Linked DNA regions of Homo sapiens: region 1 is linked to region 2. A link is a loop called in an ENCODE intact Hi-C map of the cell type or tissue named here. Cell type or tissue: CD4-positive, alpha-beta T cell. All regions are shown on one strand. Each heading gives the region's core, and the rest is flanking DNA. Links, peaks and the distances in the headings are about the cores only.

Region 1 (9,114 bases), core at 611-8,610, 1.0 Mb after region 2:
CCCAACCCCCTAATTTTTAGCTCTCCTTTTCCCACCCAAAAAGCACAACTGTCTAAAAATCCTATTTCATTGTAAATGTCAACTGACATTTCCATTTATCCTTGCAAGATTACCTAAGCATGCTGATGGGGGGATGGACAACATATTCATTAGCAAAACAGAATTGGAGAATATCGTTTCGTTGACTCTAGAATTTAGTCTCCTGTGCTTTTTGCATAAGCTGAAGGGTCTCATTAGAAACAATGTATTATTCCTAAAAGTTTTTAGGGAAAATTTTAAGATTTTTCTAGGATAATTTCTAGGGTAATTTCTAGCAATTCTTAAATAATTTATCTCTAAAGCAATGTTATTTTCAGTTTTTTTTCCTTCCAAAAATAGTTTAATATTTACTAATTAACTTACTGGAGTTGTAGCATATTGTAGGGGCCAAGAAAAAACTTCCCTTTCAGCCTCTGAAGGTTCTTTGAAAATCAGCTGAAAAAAGGCAGATTAATAGGAGAAAGGGCATATGATTTTATTTGATCTTGGTGTTACGTGACATGGGAGCCTTCAGAATAAAGACCTAAAGATATAGGAGAAAACTGCCCATTGGTATGCTTAGGTTCAGCAAAGTCTGGACAGCCATATACTGAGTGGGGAAACCCAGCAAGGCCTGCCTGTCTGTATAGATTCTTCTTGGCCTCTCTGTGCAGCATTCTTTCCTTCCGGGTATGGAACAGCACCCTTTCTGGAATGGGGATCCTATGACCTACAATCAAACAGAATAGGTCAGATATGTCTTTATAGTTAGTTTTTACACAGAAAGATGAGGGCAGGGAACATTAGAGTAATATATTTAGGTTCTGTGGCTGGCTTTGGGGAAAGGGAGTTCTGGTTTCTGTGGACTACCTTGGGGACGAGGGATGGTAGTTTCAGTGGCTAGCCTCAGGAGAATGAGAGGCCAGAGACAGGAAGTTAGGAGATGGTCAGAGAGAGCTGCTTTGGAGGACTTTATTTTGGAGTATCATTTCCTTAGCCCTAGCAGTATCATACTTACATTTAAGTAAACTCAAGTCTGTAAACGTGGCAAAGGAAAAATTTATTTGAATAGTGGACAGTATTCTATTCATTATTCTTCTCAAATGAACATATACCCTGAAGTAATTGATATTGCAAGAAAGTACAGTTCTGTAATTTATGTGTAGTTTGGGGCTTTTCAAGGAAAATTTGTCTACATGTGCCTTCTCACCCACCAATTTTAGTGCCCTAGTCTTAAATCTTGTGTCCCATATAATGCAACCATCCTTCACAAAAATGATATTTTTGTCAGGGGCAGTACCTCACACTTGTAATCCCAGCTATTTAGGAGGCTGAGTCAGGAGGATTGCTTGAGGCCAGGAGTTCATGACTTCAGTGAGCTATTATCGTGCCACTGCCCTAGTTGACAGAGGGAAGCCCCATCTCTTAAACCAAAAACAAAAAAAAGTTTTCGTTGATTCAAGTGTCTGTCGCCCTTATACTATTTATCCATCCAATTAAACACATTAGCTTGGATTCACAAGCTTAAATCCTGAAGGTAGCCTACTTCCATGTGCTCAGAGAACATAGACTACTGTTGATCACTATAATATTTAAGATGTAGTTATGTCAGTGCCAGTAAGATCATATAATGCATTTCCAAAGCTTCTAAAGGATTTCTAAATACGTTGCAAATTTGTGTTAGTTCTTTTGTTAGCCTATATAATTCAGAAGTAAATGCATTTTAAGACGTATACTTTAAAGAAGTCCTCCAACTAGTATTTCTTTTTTATTCATTCATCAACACTACTGCAGAATTGATACTTTGTATCATTTACAAGGTGTATTCCATGGTTAATAATCAAAACAACTGTAGTAATGTCTTTTTTTCATTTTGTGAGACGGAGTCTTGCTCTGTCTTGCCCTGGTTGGAGTGCAGTGGTGCAATCTCCGCTTACTGCAGCCTCCGCCTCCCCGGTTCAAGCGATTCTCCTGTCTCAGCTTCCCGAGTATCTGGGATTACAGGTACGCACCACGACACCTGGCTAATTTTGTATTTTTAGTAGAGACGGGGTTTCACCATGTTGTCTAGTCTGGTCTCAAACTCCTGAACTCAGGTGATCCACCCGCCTCAGCCTCCCAAAGTGCTGGGATTACAGGTGTGAGCCACCATGCCCGGCCAACTGTAGTAATTTCTAAATGTCTTTCTTTACTGAACATATCATAGTATTAACTCTCTGATTATCCTTCTGGGGGTTGTTTATTTCATAACTATTTACCTCCCATGTTCTTGAAAACAACTTTATTGGCTTATTCATGAATATCAAGGCTCTAATAGGTACTTTATAAAGTAAGTACACTTATTAAAAGATATATATGTATGGGGTGCAGTGGCTCACGCCTGTAATCCCAGCAGCACTTTGGGAGGCTGAGGTGGGCGGATCACCAGGTCAGGAGTTCGAGACCAGCCTGGCCAATATGGTGAAACCCCATCTCTACTAAAAATACAAAAATTAGCCGAGCGTGGTGGCGCATGCCTGTAATCCCAGCTACTCAGGAGGCTGAGGCAGGAGAATCGCTTGAACCCTGGAGGTGGAGGTTGCAGTGAGCTGAGATGGTGCCACTGCACTCCAGCCAGGCGACAGAGTGAAAGTCCAGCTCAAAAAAAAAAAAAAAAGATATATATGTATATACGTTTATATTCATATGTGTGTATATATATGTATGTGTGGTTGTGTGTGTCTGTGTATATATGATTCCAGACATACTGCCATGTACTAGTGAAGATTACTGAAATTCAGAGGTTAGAGAGAACATGGCTTTTCTGGAGAATTGCAAGCCTTTTCAATTATTTAATCAGTTTAAGTACCAAGACATTATAAAATATTTTTCTTCATTTTAATATCAATGAGAAAATATCATGGCATCATATTACTTAACTAAAGGTTATCAAACCTTGGAATCATTTAATCTGAATGTGTCCTTAAGTAAATTGTGTCCTTTTAATATTCACTGGCAACAAATGAGGAGGAAAAAAAGATTTTACAAAACTGTCAGTAATTACCATGGTTTATTCACCTGTGGTCCAAAAGTTGATTTGTGTGGAATTATTCTTCAGCTCTGGAGAACTCAAGGAAACATCTCACCAGAGGCTGTGCCCCAACTTGATATAGATAGCATTTTTGAGCTGATCTCTTTAGGAAGAACTAACAGAGTTTACTTATTTTCTAACTTGGAATATATATCAGTATTGGCCCTTATTTCTCCCCACACTCAACCATTCTTTTAACTCTATTTTAATCTTTACCTCTGTACAAACAATCCAACTGGGGGAGAAAAAAGAATGAAAACTAATTCTGATGGACTGAAAAACAGCTTAAATGTATTTTTCTTGCCTCAGTTTCATCTCAAAGGACAGTAACAAAACATGGAAACCACCTTCAAATTTCTCCTAAAATACCTTTCATTTTACGTTATTTGACTGTTTAGCTAGCAAATCAAGAACATTTTATCGAACTGAAGAGAGGCAAAGTTCTGAAATTTTGTCCATACTTACCTATCTTTGAGAAATGTCAGCCGTGTGAAGTTAGGTCCTAGGTAAACAGTAATAGAATTTGTATTTTAACTTTTTTCTAATAAAGGGAGTGGGGTAGTGGTATTGTTTTCGGTGTTTTCTTCTGCCACCATCTGGAAAGAAAGCAGTATTAAACATCTTTTTAATTTACTAAGAGTTCTTTTCACAAAGTAATGCCCCCATCTGCTGGAGCTGTAAGGTTTTGCCTCAAAGTAAGGGTATTAGAGAAAATAATACATGATCATTTGTGTATTTTTGAATTATATTTTCTAGTCTCATCCACTAATTTTACCAAGGTTTTTGTAGGAGTTGTTAGCCAATTTCATCTTCTCTTGATGTGTTAGTTCTTATTCCAAACTAAGAAAAACTTGATATAAATTAGTGTTCTTGGAAAGTGGTGCATGGTTTTTGTTTCTTGTTGTTGTTGTTCCTATTGTTGTTGTTTTTGAGATGAGTCTCGCCCTATTGCCCTGGTGGGAGTGCAGTGTTGGCGATCTTGGCTCACTGCAACCTCCGCCTCCTGGGTTCAAGCAGTTCTCCTGCCTCAAGTCTCCTGAGTAGCTGGGATTACAGGCACGTGCCACCACACCTGGCTAATTTTTGTATTTTTAGTAGAGATGGAGTTTCACCATGTTGGCCAGGCTCGTCTCAAACTCCTGACCTCAAGTGATCTGCCCACCTCAGTCTCCCAAAGTGCTGGTATAACAGGTGTGAGCCACTGCGCCCAGCCGAAAAGTGGTATGTTTTTATATTTTTAACAAATGGGTATGAGAAAACAAAAAATGCTCAGAACAGTCTGAGCTCTGAGGTATGCAGGCCCAGAGAGATGTGAGTAGTATGGGACTTCAGTTATGCCCCCATACTCCACCCCAACTCCCTACCCCCTGCCACTCTGTAGCCAATGGATAGTTTGTTATTTTAATGTAGATTCTTGGTGAACAACTCAGAGCGTGCCTTTTTATTTTTCTTTTTCTCTTTAAAAATCTACTTGTTACTGCTGCTAATGAGCATATTCAGGGCAACTTGAATTTATGCTCCTTGGTTGCAACCCTCAAGCTTGGCTCAAATGAACTCTCTATGTATGTTATTAATTTTGCCTCAACTTCTTTCCTTTTAGGTCAACACATATAAAACTTACATTATTTACAGAAATATTTGTGAATAGAATAAAAAGTTATGTTTATAAATGTTTTAAGTGTATAGATATGAGAATTTTTATAGGTAACACCTAATTTTTGGCTATAAAATCAGTGTTGGAAACATTTTCAAAATGCCCTATAACACAAATTTCTTCTAAAAAGCAGTTTCTTTCCTACTTTTATTTTAAAATTCCAGATGAAGTAAATCTTTTTTTTTTTTTTGCTTTTTGTTTTTTATTTACTAAGCAGCATGCTGTTGACAGGCAGCCATTTTTCATTCCAGGAAAAAGCTGCAGTTGGAACAGCTGAGATTATTTCACTTACATTTTAAAAATAATAACATCTTTAAATTCAGCAAGTGAGGCTGGGCGTGGTGATTCAGGCCTGTAATCCCAACTGAGGCCAAGGTGGGTGGATCACTTGAGGTCAGGAGTTCGAGACCAGCCTGGCCAACATGGTGAAACCCCCATCTCTACTAAAAATGCAAAAATTAGCCAGGCATGGTGGCACATGCCTGTAATCCCAGCTCCTATCTCCTGAGGCAGGAGAATAGCTTGAACCCAGGAGGCGGAGGTTGCAGTGAGCCAAGATTGCAACCTTGCACTCCCACCAGGGCGACAGAGCGAGATTCTGTCTCAAAAAAAAAAAAAAATTCAGTAAGTCAGCTGGATTCAGTAATGTCTCCAAACTGGATTCATATACCTACATTGTGTATTAATGAGCTGACAGTAAATGAATATGTGATGGTGCCACTCGGAACCCCTTCTTGTTATTGATCTTGAACTCTTCCCTTTCCTTAGGGCGTCTGGGTTGAGTAACATGACTTGACCTGCTGATACAGAGACCAAGTAAAATTTGTCAATGTATATATTAAATATTAGTTAAGTTTAATTTAGCTCTTATTTTTTGGATAGATATTTATAGGTAAACATATTACAATACTTTCTTTTTTTTTTTTTTTTGAGACAGAGTCTCGCTCTGTTGCCCAGGCTGGAGTGCAGTGGCTCTATCTTGGCTCACTGCAAGCTCCGCCTCCCGGGTTCACACCATTCTCCTGCCTAAGCCTCCCAAGTAGCTGGGACTATAGGCGCCGGCCACCACACCTGGCTAATTTTTTGTATTTTTAGTAGAGATGGGGTTTCATCATGTTAGCCAGGATGGTCTCGATCTCCTCACCTCATGATCTGCCCGCCTCGGCCTCCCAAAGTGCTGGGATTACAGGTGGGAGCCACTGTGCCCAGCCTACAATACTTTCTTATTCCAGAGGGTTATTTTGCACCAGCCACCTTACTGACCATTTATATGAAAGATAGGAAAAATTGTTTGTTGTTACCTCTTTGACCTGTGCTTGGACAACTTTGAAACTAAATAAATCGGACATGTTCACACCTGTTTTCTCCTTAAATGCTTTTTTTTGGGTACACAGTGTTACAGCTCCTGGCGTCGTAATTACTAGTAAGATGCTCATAATACTAGAGTACTTTTGATTATCCAGCTGAGGTACATGGTTCTTTTTCTTAAACAATTTGATCCACTAATTCTTATTTTTGTTTTTTACCTTATGGTAGCTGTAGAAAAAATAATTTAAAATATGTTACTTTTTGTGTGTGTGTGTGTGTGTGTATATATATACACACACACACACACATATATATATCTATATATGGAAAGTTCTTGTTCTTTTAAATGACAAATATTATGAAATAGAGCCCATTTTGGTTGAAAAAGTATGTGTGTGTGTAGGCAGGCCACATTTTTAACCTAATAAAAATTATAGGAATTGCTGGACTTTAGATATTTATTAAACCCAAGAGATTTTTTTTTTTTTAAAGATCTCAATCTTAGGTTAAAAAAAGTTTCAAGCTGCTCAAGGTGTTGACCCAGCTACTTAGGAGGCTGAGACGGAAGGATCTCTTGAGCCCAGGAATTCAAATCCAGCTTGTGCAATACAGTGAGACCCTGGGTCTAAAAAAAAAATAGTTTTAAGTTCCTTTTTTACACTTCATGTTTTAAGTTTAGACATTTTCTTTCTACTCTGAAGAATGAAATTAGCAACCGTATGCATTCATGCCACTTTTTTTTCATTTTTTTGTTGAATGATTATTTTCACTGTGTAACGACTTATGTTTCCACCTGCTACTATAATTATTTACCTTTTTTTGGTTTTAGTTTTTTATTTTAGTGGATTCAAAGGTCACTAGTGTGTGTGTGTGTGTGTGTGTGTATGTGTGTGTGTGTCTGTATAAAATTGTGTTTTTAATTATGCTTTAGTTGGCTGGATTTTGTCATTGAGTTCCCCATATCCTCCTGCAACACACACACTCCACACAAGGCTTTATTGGCTCTGTGTACTAAATAAGTTCATTCTTATTTGATAAGGCTATACCTGTTACCTTTATATGTGAGTGACATCTTTGCTAGGTATGAGTCTTGGTCTCTCTCTCAGAACTTTGTAGATATTATGACACCATATTTTAGCATTTTTTTCTCCCTTGTAGGTGTTTTTCAGGCTGAGTCCCAGTGAATTCTTTTTTTTAGGCTTGAAATTTAATAATTGAATTACAGTTTTTATCAGTTTTCTTCTTTTCATATTTGATACATTGATGAGAGTTTAGGAGATTTTATTGATGCAAGTATAGCTTTTAAGAGTGAGGTTAAAGTTAGGAACTATGGAGAACTCCTGTAGAATTTTCTAGGCTTGTTTATTATTAACTTGTCTCTTTGTTTAGTTACTGCTAAAGTATTTCTGTTTAACAGTTTTTTGTTTTGTTTTATTAGAGGAGAAAGATTCTCTGATTCCATTTTTTACCATTTTATCTGCACAATTCCTAATTAAAATTCCAGAGTTTCTGTACGAAACATGTATTCCTTTTTAGCGATGGGAAGAAAGTTTATGATCTTAAAAATAAAGATGTGTACAGAAAAAAATACAAATTGTACACATAGACATTCAAAGAGAAGTGAATTGTTGGTATTGAACATCTGTTATAATAACCGTGTTCTTTCAGAATGTATTCCTCTGCTATGTTTTGTCTCCTAAAGAAAAGCCCAGTGATGATTTTGATGAACTTTCTGATGTTTGCAGGGTTTTTTTTCATGCCAGTTGAGACTAACCAACCTCTGATTGGGAGTCAATAGACCTAACAGCTACTGCTGCTGTTAAGTAAGCTATGTCATCTTGGGCAGGTCATTGTATACCATTGCTAGTCAGCAAGCAGAGAGGTATTTGGTAAATTGACCAAACTTCAAATTTGACATGAAGGACTGTCACCAGGAGTTCATCCAGGTTGCTTCTCCCACAAAGTTTAGGATTATGTTAGTCTAAAAAACAGTGATTAGAACTAACCTAAGATGAGGAGCTTAAGTTAGTTGTGCAAACTAAATGGAGGGCTTTTATGTTCTATTTCTAAGGTAGGAAAACATTTGACATCTGAATGGCTATTGAGCTATATGTAGGAATAAGTTGTTAGTGTCAGCTATTTTCTAATTCTGTCTTTAGATGTTAAGAGAGTTTACTAAGGCTGGGCACGGTGGCTCACGCCTGTAATCCCAGCACCTTGGGAGGCCGAGGCAGGCGGATCACGAGGTCAGGAAATCGAGACTATCCTGGCTAACATGGTGAAACCCCGTCTCTACTAAAAATACAAAAAATTAGCCGGGCATGGTGGCAGGCGCCTGTAGTCCCAGCTACTCAGGAGGCTGAGGGAGGAGAATGGTGTGAACCCGGGAGGTGGAGCTTGCAGTGAGCCGAGATAGCGCCACTGCACTCCAGCCTGGGCAACAGAGCGAGACTCTGTCTCAAAAAAACAAAAAAACAAAAAAAACAGAGAGTTTACTGAATAGTTATCATTATTGTTGGCCAAACAGAGTTAGTCTAAAATACATTATGCAGAATCAGTGTGGTAGACAAAGAGGCTCTGAGTGAGGGTTTGGATCTGAGGAAGGCATCATGAGAAAGAAGAGTTATAAGTACTCATGAAACCTCAAGAGCAGTAAAGGATGTACTTCATAATTTTTAGAATTTATCAACAAGCAACCCTTGGAAAGCATAGGAATGGAGAATTACAATAAATAAGCCACCTCAGTTGAAAAATGGGAGTATGAATATACATGTGATTGAGTCTTGAGATTATTTAGTCATCCTGCTTTAGTTAGCATGTAACTATAAAATTTCAAATACAGATACAGTAAGTAGTGGTCAGTGAATATATTTCAGAATTCATCCCTTCCTTTGTAAAGGTATAGATTGTAGGGGACTTACTGTCATGGGGAAATGCACATAGGCAATTTAGAGAGCAGACAGCTTTAGATGACACATTTTTACAATTCCTATAATTTTTGTCCTTTGTCAATACAGAAGTAAATTTAAAATGGTCAGTAGCTCTCTGATGTATAGTAGTGCTC
Region 2 (9,114 bases), core at 707-8,706:
TTGTCTTGTCTTTTTTACTTGCTAGCTCCATGAGGGTAAGTGCTTAATAAATATTCGTGAAATGAATGGATGAATGAGAGCTTGTTGGCTGAACAGGGACAGTGGTAACTTCTAGGCAGATGGAAAATATATACAGAACACTCCCCTCTCCAGATCTGGGGAGCTCAGCTTTAGGCAGGAAGACCCTGGAGACTGAGCTTTAATCTAATGAAATAACCTCTCCAGAAAACACAACTCCTCCGTTGGAACAGTCATCTTATAAGCACAGTTTTTGGTGACGAGGATGAATGTAAACAAAGAAGATAGCATTTCAGCTGGAAAGACTGTGTCAGATTCCTTAGATCACATCAGAATATAAACAGCCATGGTTTCTGTTACTTTTGAACCTCAGGAAATAATGGTCGAATCTTTGCTATGCATGAATTGTAGCAGAGTGCAAACCTCCACCTAATGGAAGCTGTGTTTGTTGCTGATGCAGAAAGAGAACTTTAGAACAGGTACTCTTTAAACTCAACACATCATAATATTCTCGACTCTGATCTCATACAGCAAAGTCAGTGTCAGTCTGAGACCTGGACGATTCAGAGCACCCCACTGGGCCCTCCTCTGGCTACACCCTACTCCACTAAGCAAAGAGTTCACAGGCCAAAGGAACATGTCCATCTGAACCTATGTCCCCTATAGACCACCCTCAGAGTACTGGGGACCTAGAAACTTCCTACTCCAGGTCTGAAGGCCAGGGCTGGCACTACCTCTTCCTCACCCATTTAAACAAATGGCAGCCGGCATCTAACAGTTCCATCAGTTCACACCGGGTGCAAAAGGGAGTTGGACATGGAGCTGGTATGTCCAGCTTGAAAGAGAAGAGGGTGGGCTGCAGGCCATGGGGTCTCCATGAGTACCCTTGCCTTGGCCCCGAAATGTTAGAGGCAGGCTGGCCAAAACACATGCTTTTGGTATCATAGATGACCTAGAAATCACAGATGAGGTACACTGTTGCCTAATGCATATCATTTTTATTTTAATTTTTTATAAATAACAACTATATAATCATAAAAAAATAAAGTTCTAAAGCAAATCCAGAAAAAGTGGTGTAAACCATAAACCAATCTATGGACTATTTCCCCCTGATATTCCTGGTCTTAGCTGCAGGAATGCAAAGCACAATATAAATCCAACTCAGCATTTTCATTTTCACTTAACTTTATACCATTAGACTTTCCCAATGGCTAGGTTTTTACATTTTTTATAAGAGCTGCATAATATTATTCCATGTAACTTTATCTTATTAGTCTATCAATGGATATTTGGGCAATTTATTTTATTATAATGCAAAATAACACTGTCTTCAATACCTTGCATAAAAGCTTTTAATATTTTTAATCAGGAAATGAGAATACCATATGAAATAAATTTTTTTCATTTTCATTAACAATGAAAAATACTGTCAGTGAAATTACTGGACTAAATTATACTTACATTTTTATGGTTTCTGATTTCCACGGTGCTTCCCAAAAGGACTGACCAAATTATACTTTTATCAACAATGTATGAATATATCAATTTTACTATCACATATTAGCACTGAATAATCTTTTCAATACATTTCTGCTTATTATGCTGGTTATAAAATGGAACCTTGTGGATCCATTTTAGACAGAGAGGTTGGAGATGTTTCTATGATTACACATTATTATGGTTAAAAGCATACCAGAATAAAGTGTGCTTTTGTCCGCCTCAGTATTATTTGACACACCAATCCATGTTGGTATCTGTTTCCTGTTTACTCCAAATGACAGCCTATTTTAATGCCTGGCATAAAGCAGCAAGTAGTATACAACTAGACCCCTCCTGGAAACGTCAGACCCAAATACCAAGCTCAGATATCAGTGGTAGCCCAGAAACTGGGTTGCTGTTTTCTGAAGCTACCTTATTAAACTGAAAATGCCACTCCAATAGGAAGAAGAGCAGCCTTACTCAATAGGCAAGTGAAATGTACCCTCGGGCTTGAAAAGCCCTTGAAGACATGGGTTTTGGGTTCACACACATTTTTTTGAGTCCTAGCTCTGTCATTCACGGGCTGTAGGTGTTTGGACAGACATTTAGTCTAAATCTCAGCTGCCTATCTGAGGAATAATAATAAAACCTGCCTACCAGGATTTTTTTCAGATTAAGTGAGAAAATGCATGTGAAGTACTTAGCACAGTGTATGGTACATAGTAAACACTCAATAAAATGCCACCTGCTACTACTACTATTAGTAGTAGTTTCTGTTTTTCCATATTAAAGTGGACCTATGGTAGAGATTAAAAGATGAGGGAATATTGCCTTACTTACAGGAGTTTTAGAGATTCCACCCAATCTTTTACATTCATTAGCTAGCTAGCCATCCATCTATGGATGGGTAGATAGATATATCCTCGAAAAAGGGAACGGACTCAACAGAATTCATCTATTTCACACAACAAAATGTAGCCCTAGGAATAGACCTGGGCTGCCATCACCTGGGGAGGCCAAGCTTACACAAAGCAGTCCCTCAACTAAGCCTAAGGTGCACCATCAGCACCAGCAAGGGCATGGAGGGAGCAGATCTCAAGACAACAAGAGTGCAATGATGGGGAAGGGAAGGGCCCACCTGGGAGATGAGCAGCTGGCAGGCTGCCAGCTCCCGCTCGCTGGCATTCATCTTCCTGTTGGAGTCCATCTGGGCGCTCTCGAGCTGTTTGCTGCGGTTCACCAGGGACTTGACCTCTGACTTCATCTTGCTGATGTACAGGCGGGCCATGGTAAACTCCTCCTCAATGACTCCATTCACATCTGCCAACTGAGCAAAGAAGGGGACACACTCAAATGTTGCCCACAATTTCCATAGGTTCACGGACTCCCTGGAAACCTGCCCCTGGATCCCCAAGGTGTCCATGGATTTCTGGTTCAGAATCCTAATTAAAGGACAAGCGGAAAGTACTAAACATTCAACCCCAAGTTCTCCTACACCTCAGGTGAAACTTTCAGTTGAAACCCCCTACTAAATATAATCCTCAATTAACTAGGTTTTTCATTACCATCAATTTTTAGAAAGAGAAATGACAGCATAAGAAGAAACACTGAAGATTTTTAAAAGGAGATAACTTCAAAAAGGTATTCCATTCAATGTCTTACACCTTACATCTCTGTAACAGCAGCGACACCCAATGCTCCGAAAGGTGATGCTGAATTCCTATAAAAACTCAAATCAAAACTTCATTAATGTTCTCTATAGTGTGCTTATTCAGGTAGACAAGTAGTGTAATGCCTTGAATATGTTTCTATAAACAAGGATTGAAATAAAAAGGTGTTTCTATGTAGTCCTCAATTAAACAGAAAATCGAATAAATAAGAATGTACTATGAATTACCAAAGGGCTTCTTGATGAAGGTTTCTCAGCATAACTTTTCATTACTACTACCAGTCTATTTTCCTTTGCCTTTTCACACCTGTTCCTTCCAAACAGACAGTAATCTAGCTCATTATTTAAGATCATCTGAGAACAACAGTCTAAATCCACCTTAGAAAAGAAGATTCTGACAGCCAGCATTCCCGCATGATCTATATTTAGTTTCTAAGTTTCAAAGCTCTACTTGAAACAAAAGTTGAAGCAAGCTACTTGGGATAGAAACCCATCCGCTGAAATGCAAACATGGTCTTTAAGAGCAATTGACCAAATGAGCAAGTAACTGTGTGCATATTTTGTTTAGCCACCAGAGTGCAGCCTAGCACCTTAAGAGAAAACAAAGAGCCCTGTCCAGAATCCAGCGCAGAAACACAGGCTTCCACTGGTTGAAAGACAATGACTCCAACCGTGGTTTTTTGATGTTCCACAGTACACTCTGAGTGCCCACCTATGTCGTTATTGATGTCATTCACTCATCATATCACTATCTGTTCAGTAAACATTTGAGGGCTAAAAAAATGGAACCAGGTATCAGCCCTGAAATTTGGTAGCAAATATGAAGTACACTAGAAACTGCTGAGTGCCTGTAGTTTGGCATCAACCTTACCATAAGAATTCAACAACAATATAAATAGCCAACACACATATAGAAAAGGCTCAACATCATTAATTATCAGTGAAATGCAAATCAAAACCACAATGTGAAACCACCTTGCTTCTGCAAGAATGGCCATAATAAAAAAAATAAAAAAAAATAGATGTTGGCATGGAAGTGATGAACAGGGAATGCTTTTACACTGCTGGTGGGAACGTAAACTAGTACAACCACTATGGAAAACAGTGTGGAGATTCTTTAAAGAACTAAAAGTAGATATGCCACTCAATCCAGCAATCCCACTACTGGGTATCTACCCAAAGAAAAGATGTCATTACATGAAAAAGACGTGCATGTTTACGGCAGCACAATTTGCAATTGCAAAAATATGGAACCAGCCCAAATGCCCATCAGTCAATGAGTAGATAAAGAAAATGTGGTGTGTGTGTGTGTGTGTGTGTGTGTGTGTGTAAAATCATGGAATACTACCCAGCCATAAAAAGGAATGGAATAGTGGCATTCGGAGCAACCTGGGTGGAATTGGAGACTATTATTCTAAGTGAAGTATTAATAACTCAAGAATGGAAAACCAAACATCGTATATTCTCACTCATAAGTGGGAGCTAGCTATGAGGACACAAAGGCATACGAATGATACAATGGACTTTGGGGACTTGGAAGAAAGGGTGGGAAGTGGGGTGAGGGATAAAAGAGCACACACTGGGTACAGTGTACACTGCTTAGGTGATGGGTGCACCAAAATCTCAGAAATCACCACTAAAGAACTTATCCATGTAACCAAACACCACCTGTCCTCCAAAAACCTACTGAAATAAAAATTAAAAATTAAAAAAGTTCAACAATAGTACATGTCAAGTGACTCCAGTGTCAACAATACTGCAGAATGTATGTCAACAGCAAGAAAATTGACAAGTATCTATTTCTGACTCTACCTTCATGGAGGTCCTTGTTAAACCCATTTTACTTCCGACTGCCAAAGATCTGCCTACCAAAACCACTCCTCACTATATTCCTTTTCTATTCTAATGGCATGGAGACACTGGGTGAGAAAAGCATGCAATCTTTAAGTTGAGTGTGTTCTGCCACTGTCTTTAGTCCAGTGTAGGAGAAGGATGAGAAACACCTTCCTGAGCCTGACCAGGTGTATCTTACATCTTGTCCAGCCTCTGCAGAAAGACAAAGTAAAACCCATCTCTTCCACATGGAATTCACAGCCTACACCAGCTCCTGGTAGGAAAACGCTGCTGAGCCAGAAGCTCTGGCACCCTGGGAAGAGAATGAATTCCTCTTCTTTTCCAGGTCTGTCAAAGTAGGACACTTTGTCTTTTATGCCTAGATCCCATGTAAATTGAGGAAGAGTAAAAATATAGATATGTATAAAGATGGGCTTCCTCCAAAATAAGAGCTAGACATTTCTTCTCCCAAACCAGAGCTATAACTTCTGAAGCCAGTTCCTGTCCTTGGAGATCTAAAAGGAGATTTTGAGTTTGTGCCTGATGGATAAAAACAATACCCCTAACAAAGGGGTTTTAACTGTGAGGTTTCTTACCACTACAAAGTTCATATATTTAGTGGTTTCATGTTCAAAAGTTTCCAGTAATTTCAGGACACTGTTATTTAAAAAAAAAAAAAATCAGTTTGCTGCTGAAATTTTATTTATAACTGTCCCAGAGTCTGATAATGCCCCCAGTAGTACATACTAGACCATGGGATCCAGTATCAATGACCAACCCAGGAGAAAAGACCACACCGTCATGAAATCTATGGAAGATGTGGCCTGCTGCTTCTACCTGCCTATACAGGGAGTCATCCCTACCTCTCCACCTCCCTACCCCCATCTCTCAAGCATGGAGTGGCTGTGCACGATGATGAACTACTGCCATTCCTAGGCCACACCCAAGGTAAGTAAGGTGCATGTTCACATTTAAAGTCATAAAAGTTAGAATGGGACAAAAAGAAGTCAGTGTGGGCCAAAAGAAAATAAGGCAGCCAGTCCAATTCAGTTCATTTACTCTACCTCAACTTCTATTCAGGTTCTGGCTAAATTCCTTTGAAGGTAGCAAGGTAAGGTAGGCCCCAAGAAATACAAATAAAATCCTAACCCCCCGAATGACTGAACAGACCCCCTCGTGGCCAAGGAGACCCCAGAGAAATGTTAAATACCGAGTTCCAGCCCAGGACAGATTGGGAAGTTGGAAACGCCTGGTCATACACCCTCCCTCGCCAATCAGCATTAGGCTTTCTTCCCCAAGGGTTAAACAGAAGCCAGCCCTTTTGAAATATTCACTCCACTGCTTCACTGCTGATAACCACAGCCTGCCCCTGCCCCTCTCTTTTGCAATTTCAACACAACCACCAACCAAAGTTCCTTCCCCAACGAGAGACCACCAACCATGAAGTGGTTCTGGTTCTGGCCAGGCTACTAAGGCTGCACACAGCCTTCATATCCTCTGCTTCACCCTTTGATGTACAGGGCCTAATTATAATACATTTAAATGTTAAGTCTCCAAATAAAAGTGAACATGGGACCCATGTTGCATACATGTTTTCCTACTACACATGCACATGCCACTCCTTCATGAATCTTCATAGCTCCTCCTGTAACCTGTTGAATAAGTTTATTTGGCCACCCTGTGAAAAACATAAGTCCCTGTCATTCTTCCCATCCTCAAAGTGCTTCTTTCTGGCTTCTGGCCAAAGGCTACACTTCCCAACCTGTAAGAGTGGCCACCCTGCAGGCTGCAACCCATTATGAAAAATAAAGCTCTCCTTTCCAAATGTATGGACCTCATCATACTTCTGTTGACAGTTCAGTGCCACCAGTACATGAAAGGAAGAGAAGGCTCACTCATAAACTTCGATAAAGTTAACATTGGGCTCATCTTGTTATATGCTGGACTCATCTTGTTTTGTTGATGAAACAAAATGACTGGACTCTGGAAATGTTTCAAGACATGATTGAGCTGGGGATATATGGGTTTTTCTGTTTTCTGGCTTTTCAGAGCTGTCATATTCTAGAACTGTGGACTGGGGAAGGCTCCAATAGTCATATTTTTCCCCCATCCCAGAGCCCTACCAGGAGGGACCTTGTGAAAATTAAATGGCATTTTAGGAATAAAAATACAAAACCACTGAAACAAATTCCCTTGATCTGTTCATTTTCCTATATCAAAAGAATTACTATATCAATTCATAGTCATGACCAATAAGAAAAGTACCTGTACCTATAAGGATAAATCTAAAACAAATGTGCAGAAGTCAAGTAATTTCTGAGCCGACAATTTTTGATACTGTCTGAGCTTATCTTGTCATTTTATAAATTAGAAAAATGAAGCCCAAAGAAGTACAGTCACTCATCCAAAGTCATACAACTACTCCCTTAGCTCTTATCACCCTAATGATGAACTCATAATTATATGAAAAAAACCAGAATGATAGAAATGATGGCTATCAATGAAATTAACTAGGACATCCAATGTCTGGAATCCAAAAATAATCTCAAAAATATCCAATTGAGTATTTAAAAACAATCTCAATCTCAATCATAGTTCAGATTCCCAAAGGTAAAGACTCTTTTTTCAATACTGAAGCACCCAGACACTCCTGATTTCATTAGCATTTTCATCAGCTCTATTTTAGAACTTAGCATAAAAATACCTTCTTCCTTTATCGTTATCAGCAGCAAGCATCAACTTCCCATATATCAACTCCACCTTCATATTGTGAGGCCATTTAATCACCTCACATCGAATTTTATTGCTCAACACCAATGTATGGTTCAAAAAATTAAATCTTCAAATATAAAATCACCAAATTGAAGCTTAATAAGATTAACTCTATAGTATCTGAGAAGTCTGTGCTAGAATTAGATTCATTCACAAGGATTTATGAAATAATCAGTTACAATAAAGGTTCCATGAAAGAATGGTTACATTTACGAGCGGTCATGTACTCTAAGCTGGGACCTGTTACACCATCCAAAAACGGCTTTCAACATTTCCCAGAAATAGTCTACAAAAGGAAGCCTGATCTTGGGAGCATTTTCCAGTATTTAACAATCCCAGCTCACGACCTGAGTGTCCCCACTAAGCAGACTGATGTAGAATTCAGCCTTTTAAAGATAAAATGGCTAAATTCAAAGAATTTGGTTTCAGGGAATTGTGACATGTAAGGTAAGCAATGTAATACCATTCCCCAGCTCAACAAAATCAACATATATTCATCAATGACTCCTTTGTATAAGATGCTGTATTATTATAAAGCTATGGTGATCAAAACATTGTGGTATTGGCAGGAAGATTTGATCCATGAAACAAAATAGAGAGACCAGAAACTGCCCCCACATACTTTTGGGGGAGATGGGGACATTCATTATCTTAACGGTGCTGATGGTTTCATGACTGTACACATACGTCAAAATTTCTCAGACTGTATACTTTAAATATGTGCAGCTTTATGTAAATTATACCTCAATAAAGCTTTTTGTTTTGTTTTAAAAATGTCTCTACCCTGTCTTTTTGGTTAATAACAACAATAGCCTTTCTATATTCCAGCAAATTGTTACCTGTTCTGGGCTGATACCATTTTTAACTCTATCTCTTCCTTCTATTCCTAGTTTCTGGACAACTTTATACCACCCCTATTATCCCCACATCTCTTACTTTCTCGCTGTCAACAGCACCAATGGCCAGGTGTGGTGGCTCACGCCTGTATTCCCAGCACTTTGGGAGGCAGAGGCAGGCGAATCACTTGAGGCCAGGAATTCGAGACCAGCCTGGCCAATATGGAGAAACCCCATCTCCACTTAAAAAAATAATAATAATAAAAAAATTAGCAGGGCCTGGTGGCACATGCCTGTAATCCCAGCTACTCGGCAGACTGAGGCACATGAATTGGTTGAACCCAGGAGGCAGAGGTTGCAGTGAGCTGAGATTGCGCCACTGCACTCCAGCCTGGGTGACAAAGCAAAAGTTTGTCTCAAAATAAATAAATAAATAAATAAACAAATAACCAAGAGCACCAATATGTACAACCCCAAGGGATTCATCATGATTGGTCTATGCCAATT

What was found. A loop is a pair of places that touch in the nucleus more often than their neighbours do. Peaks named below come from ENCODE experiments on the same cell type or tissue, not always from the same donor. Only the 100,000 strongest peaks of a DNase experiment are listed, where the experiment ranks them.
Region 1: a loop joins it to region 2, with 18 times the contacts of the local background. A loop is called at or near these places in 27 of 110 quality-filtered maps.

What each region holds. Positions count from the first base shown.
Region 1 is chr2:147,984,611-147,993,724 of GRCh38, reverse strand. The region is part of intron 1 of ORC4 (origin recognition complex subunit 4); the gene reads left to right. LOC105373674 (a long non-coding RNA gene) reads right to left here. Exons shown (of 5, transcript XR_007087258.1): 3 at 5,417-5,542; 4 at 3,554-3,684; 5 at 490-748. Among named protein-coding and RNA genes, the nearest start is that of ORC4, 32 kb to the left of the region's middle. In CD4-positive, alpha-beta T cell, for the core only: CTCF peaks have their summits at 3,501 and 3,704 (motif pointing left); a DNase peak (open chromatin) is centred at 3,724.
Region 2 is chr2:148,984,720-148,993,833 of GRCh38, reverse strand. It overlaps KIF5C (kinesin family member 5C), which reads right to left. Exons shown (of 26, transcript NM_004522.3): 16 at 2,636-2,824. Among named protein-coding and RNA genes, the nearest start is that of LYPD6B, 49 kb to the left of the region's middle. In CD4-positive, alpha-beta T cell, for the core only: a CTCF peak has its summit at 3,735 (motif pointing right); a DNase peak (open chromatin) is centred at 3,753.